2 separate regions of the Homo sapiens genome follow, and region 1 is linked to region 2. Evidence: chromatin loops called from intact Hi-C (ENCODE). Cell type or tissue: HCT116. All regions are shown on one strand. Links, peaks and the distances in the headings refer to the core of each region. The heading gives the core; the rest is flanking DNA.

Evidence for each region. A loop is a pair of places that touch in the nucleus more often than their neighbours do. Peaks named below come from ENCODE experiments on the same cell type or tissue, not always from the same donor. Only the 100,000 strongest peaks of a DNase experiment are listed, where the experiment ranks them.
Region 1: a loop joins it to region 2, with 9 times the contacts of the local background. A loop is called at or near these places in 4 of 110 quality-filtered maps.

The regions. Positions count from the first base shown.
Region 1 is chr2:86,806,997-86,809,800 of GRCh38, forward strand. It overlaps LOC105374846 (a long non-coding RNA gene), which reads left to right. Exons shown (of 3, transcript XR_940321.3): 2 at 591-669. It also overlaps a transcript of CD8A not described here. Among named protein-coding and RNA genes, the nearest start is that of CD8A, 17 kb to the left of the region's middle. RefSeq lists a silencer at 1,432-1,621. In HCT116, for the core only: a CTCF peak has its summit at 1,535 (motif pointing right); DNase peaks (open chromatin) are centred at 635, 1,085 and 1,495; H3K4me3 peaks cover 1,690 bases; H3K27ac peaks cover 956 bases.
Region 2 is chr2:87,216,747-87,219,550 of GRCh38, forward strand. No RefSeq gene overlaps it. Among named protein-coding and RNA genes, the nearest start is that of MIR4771-1, 23 kb to the left of the region's middle. In HCT116, for the core only: a CTCF peak has its summit at 1,239 (motif pointing left); no DNase peak of the experiment used is centred there.

The DNA of each region.
Region 1 (2,804 bases), core at 203-2,702, 410 kb before region 2:
ATGATGTTTTTGTTTTTGTTTTTGCCAGAGCCTTTACTGTGAGTAGGACAGGACTCAGGAGGCCTCTGAACAAAAAGAAGCGTTGAAGCTTCATTTGGTTGTTGGAATTGGGAGAGCACAATTGGTTGGAAGGAAATCAGGTTCTCTCAAAAAATAAAATAAAATAAAATAAAAAAAAAAGCCAGCGTGCTGGCGCGGGTCCATGGTCCAAGCTACTTGGGAGGCTGAGGTGGGGGGATCGCTTGAGCCCGGAAGTCGAGGCTGTAGTGAGCCGTGATTGCACCACTGCACTCCAGCCTGGGCGATAGAACAAGACCCTGTCTCTTAAAACAAACAAGAAACAAAACAAAACAAACAACAAAAAAATTCATTTGGGAATGTTTCTGCGCGTGCCCATAAGCAGAGCCATGCTATAGGATCTCCCCTGTGCCCCAACAATCAGCTTCTTACTTGGAGGGTAGAGAACGGTGCTTCCCCACGCTGCTGTGCAATGGATAGGAGCTATGTGAAGCTGGCGTATGGGTGGGGTTTGCAGGCTTCGTCCGGCTTCATCGCCGGCTGCTGACCCGGCACCAATTCCTGTTCTGCAGGTCTCACCGCAGAGGGGCACGCCAGCCATGAGGACAGATGAGGGAACACGTGATGCCACGATGGGGGTGCCAGGATGAGGTGGGTGCGGTCGCGGACAGGCGCACGAGGAGCCCAGCGGAGCGCCACCCGGAGCAGGCGCGGAGGAGGGCTGGGGAGGGCCACCAAGGCGACGAGAGCCGGTGTGCCTGAATCAGCCTAAAGGAGACGGAGGAGGAGTGTGGTGGGCGCAGGGGCAGGGAGCTGGGGGAAGGGCGGGGGGCTAGCCCAGGCTGAAGGCAGGCAGGAGCAGGGCCGCGATGTCAGACAAGAAACGGCAGCAGTGTGTTTGGGAACCTAGCACCAACCGCACCGGTGGAGACAGGGTCTGCTGTAGAGGAGGTGGGGCCGGGTCCCAGCTAAGTAAGGCGGTGGATCTTGCAGCCCTTCCATCCTCAGCCGCTCATTCTGCGCAAATCTCGGGGCCAGCCTTGGTGGAGCCGTAAAGCGTCCACCAGAACCTGGATCCCTCCGCCACCTTTCCCATGAATTCACCTTTCTGTACACAGCAAGCGCCTGAGCGGAGACGGCCGACACGTTTCCCACTGTTACCCCAGGAAACCGCGGCTCCTGAGGGGGTCAGGGCCTGGGCAGGGGGCAGAGCTCAGCGCGCCGTACTGAGGCAGAAACGGGGTCCAGAGAGGGTGGGGTGGGGGTACAGGGAAGGGTCGCCCGAAGGTCCCTGGCGCAGGGAGGACAGAGGAGGGATCTAGAATTCGTAGGGGAGAAGAGAACTCAGAAAAGATCCGGCCCAGCGCATTTATTTTACAGAGGAAGAAAAACTGAGGCCCAGGGAGGGTAAGTACTGCAGGTAACTAGGCACTAGCAGCAGGGGCACTAGCAGCAGGGACACTCCCTATCTCGCCTGTCACCCGCGTCCAGCAAAATCTGATGCCCTGTCGGCCCAGCAGGGGGCGGTGCTGCTTTAGTTTTGGCCTGGTCGGGGTTGAGCGGAGGAGGGAGCGACTTCGAATTCAGTCTGCACCTGACTGACCTCGAGCAAAAACGAAGCGGGCGCACGTTACCGTCTTCCATCTGGGGGCCCAGCAGCCTCCATCTTCGCCCTAGCCCCTACAGCCTCGTCCCTGGCTGGGGCTCCAGCTCCCCAATTTCTCACCCTCACCACCAGGAGCTACTTATCTTATCACAGGCTCACTTAGATTACCACTAGGAGATTACCACTCGGGTGGGGTGGAGGTGCGGTGGGATTCGCATTTTGCAAGGGATCAAAAGAGCGGCTAATTATGGCATTTCTAGCCCAAGGCATTGGCCAGAGATATTGCGGGTAGGCCCCTTAACCTCCCAGCATCTCGCAGTATCTACCGATTAGTGCTGAGCCTCCTGTGCAATGCATCCGTCTATAGATATGGCCAGAATGGGCCGGGCTTGGTGCGCGGTGGCTCACTGCTGTAATTCCAACACTTTGGGAGGCCGAGGCGGTCGGATCAACTGAGGTCAGGAGTTCGAGACCAGCCTGGCCAATATGGCGAAATCCTGTTTCTACTTTAAAAACAAACAAACAAACAAACAAAAAACAAAAAAAAAACTAGCCGGGCGTGATGGCGCAAGCCTGTAGTCCTAGCTACTGGGGAGGCTGAGGCAGAAGAATCGTTTGAACCCTGGAGGCGGAAGTTGCAGCGAGCGGAGATCGAGTCACTGCACTCCAGGCTGGGGGATAGAGCGAGACTCCCATCTCAAAATAAAAAATAATAATAATAATTTTTTAAAAAGAAAGAAATGGCCAGAATGCCAAAGCTTTAATGGTGGGTAGAAGTCCCCAGACTTGAGAGTCTCGTTCTCCCAACTCTCCTTCCCCGTCAGAAAGTGCGAAGGGACTGGAATGGAGATCCTGAGCGGTCCTGGGTGCCGGGGCCCCGACCGGGGCTGAGCTGGTCCCCTGGTCGGGACGGCTGGGCAGAGGTGCCGAGGGGCCGCGGGCGGCCCTTCGCTGGCTCATTCGCATCCGCAGCCCCTCAAGAAGGCCCTGGGCCCGCAGGGAGGAAGAGGTGAGCACCCGACAGGAAGGAGATGGGCTTGGGGGCTCGGGGCGTGCCCTGGGGCAGGTGGAGCGTCCGGCCTCTGATGTCCCGCGCAGGACACTGAGGTCGCGGTGCAGAGAAGGGTCGGCTTGAGGATCTGACAGCCTTGCCCGCGTTGGAGACGGGGAAAGGCTCGCA
Region 2 (2,804 bases), core at 52-2,551:
AAACCATACAGTATTTACAAAGATACACTTTAAATATGACACAGATACATTGAAAGTAAATGGATGGAAAAGGAAAAACATGGTAATGTCCAGACTCAATGTGAGAGGGAACTCACACAGAGGTGTGGCTGATTTTGGCATTGGGAGGTGTGACTCATTGGCATTGGGAGGCATGGGCCATTGGCACTGGGAGGTATGGTCCATTGGTACTGGAAGGCATGGCCCATTAGGACTGGGAGTTATTGAACATTGGGACTGGGAGGTACGGCTCAATGGCACTGGGAAGCATGGACCATTGGTGGGAACCATGGCTCACTGCACTGGGAGATGTGGACCATTGGCTGGGAGGTGCAGCTCATTGCCCTGGGAGGTGTGGACCATTGCACGAGGAAGCATGGACCATTGCACTGGGAGGTGCAGCTCATTGCCCTGGGAGGTGTGGACCACTGCACTGGGAGGTGTGGCCACTGCACTGGGAGGTGTGGACTATTGCCCTGGGAGGTGCGGACCATAGCACTGGGAGGTGCAGGTTATTGCCCTGGGAGGCATGGATCCTTGAACTGGGATGCGTGGACCATTGCAGTGGGAGGTGTGGGCTACTGGGGGCCATGTGGCATTTGAGTTATGGCAGAATGGGTCTGGGAAAGAGAATTCTGGGCTAAGAGAGTCTTCCGTTCTTTCTTGTTTCCTCCTCTGGAAATGGCTACCTCTTCTTCCTCAAAGGAAGCTGAGGAATGTCTGCAGCAGGCAGGCTGTGTGGGGACTTCTAGACCACAAAGGCCTGTCTCTGTGACAGCTTAGGCCTGGTGGGGTGTTCATGGCTGTGAACACCCCGGAGAGAACATGGCTGTGGTCTTTACCAGCCCTCCATTCCTCTTCCCCTCATAGATCTGTGAGAGAAAAGGAAAATGGATGTGTTCCTTCGTTTTAGGTAGAAGGGCTTTGAGGACTGGAGAACGCCTAGGGAGAAAGGGGTGATCAAAATATACCGTTGTTCCAGGATGTAATTATAAAAAACTGGGCTCCAAATATGAATTCAGGAATACTTGGTCCCCGTGCCAATGCAGCCAAGCCCCTGCACGGTGTGGGAGCAACTCCTGGGGTTGGTGGGAGGCCTGGCTGATGCATGATGGGTCTGAAAACCGCTCAGGCTTTGCCAGGTATGTGTCAGGCACTGATGGCGGCGATCGGACCGGCCTAGGTTGGCTTAGCGCGCCCTCTAGTGGGAGAAGGTCTAAAGAGCAAAATGTGAGCATCCTTGCCACAGGGCAGAAATGATGCTGAACGTGCACGCCACATCAAAGGACATACGTGCTTAAGGGACTTGTGCTTAACAATTACTGTGATTAGTCCGTTCTCACGCTGCTCTAAGGACACACCCGAGACTGGGTAATTTATAAAGGTGTTTTAATAGACTCACAATTCCACATGGCTGGGGAGCCCTCACAATCATGGCTGAAGGCGAAGAAGCAAAGGCACGTCTTATATGGTGTGTGCAGGGGAACTGCCCTTTATAAAACCATCCGATCTCGTGAGACTTATTCACTATCACGAGAACAGCACGGGAAAAACCCACCCCCATGGTTCAATTACCTCCCACTGGGTCCCTCCCATGACATGTGGGGATTGTGAGAGCAACAATTCAAGATGAGATTTGGGTGGAGATAGAGCAAAACCATATCAGTCACCATCTTAAATTGTTAATACATTGGAATTTGTTTATGTCTGTTGTAAAAAAGGCCAGTCGCTTAGCTATTTCATGGCGGTTTTGAGGAATTACCACCATAACTTATGGGAGAGTGTTTTGGTAAATGGTTACATAAGTATGAGGAATTTTAATTTTTTCATTAGAAATAATGTGTGGAATTTATAGGACAATTTATTAAGAAGCTTAAATGTATGTATGGTCGTTGATTAATCTAGGTCCATTTCTCTCCTAGAGAGCTGTCAATAGAGATTGAGTGTGTGGTAAGGCTTCCTCCTCGGTGGGCCTTTTAGTGATAGGATGGTCAAGTGAGGAAGGGCTGTGCTCCTGCGGCTCCTAATTCTGAATTACATTTATTGGGCCATGCAGTCTGGTTTAGTGCCTGAGTTTATGTATGGGAAATGAATTCCATTTCTACATGCTGGGTCCTTATCAGAGCAGAAAAAAGAACCCACGCTATGCAGATACATAAATGTCACCCACATGAACAAGGCACTGTCTTCAGTATGGCATGAAGGGGGCAGTGATGAATGGGCAGCTGGAGAGGGGAGCGTGTTCAGATGAGACAGGCTGGTGCAGACATCTGGGGTCAACCACAGCAGACACTAAAATGCAGTGGGGCCGTGGTGAGGGGGATGGAGGGGATGTGGGAGGTGAGTGGGAGCTGAGGGAAGAGGAGTGGCTCAGAATGCAGTGGGGGGTCTGCGAGAGGACCAGAGAGGGAGGAAGCCTCTCCTTGGGAAGAGTTGGGGGCAGGTCAGGAGAGGTTCCAGGTAGAGTCAGAGGTGGCTGGGCTGGGGTGGTGAAAGCCACCCTTATCCTCCCTGTGACTCTTAGGGTCATTGCACTGCTTTTCTGCTTCCAGATGAGATGGAGTAGCAGGGACGGCGTTTATCCTTTCACCTGACATAATTAACACAGGACAAAATAGATGAGGAAAAAAACAACAAAGCGAAACTGTTGCCATCAGACAGCGCAGAGCTGTGGTCCCTGAGAGGGAGAGACAGACAAGAGGAGTGCTAGGATTTCCCCAGAGGGTGTGGCCTGGACACTTTCCAAGCTGTGGCCCATGGATGTGGCTGCTGTCGTGGTGGGGTCC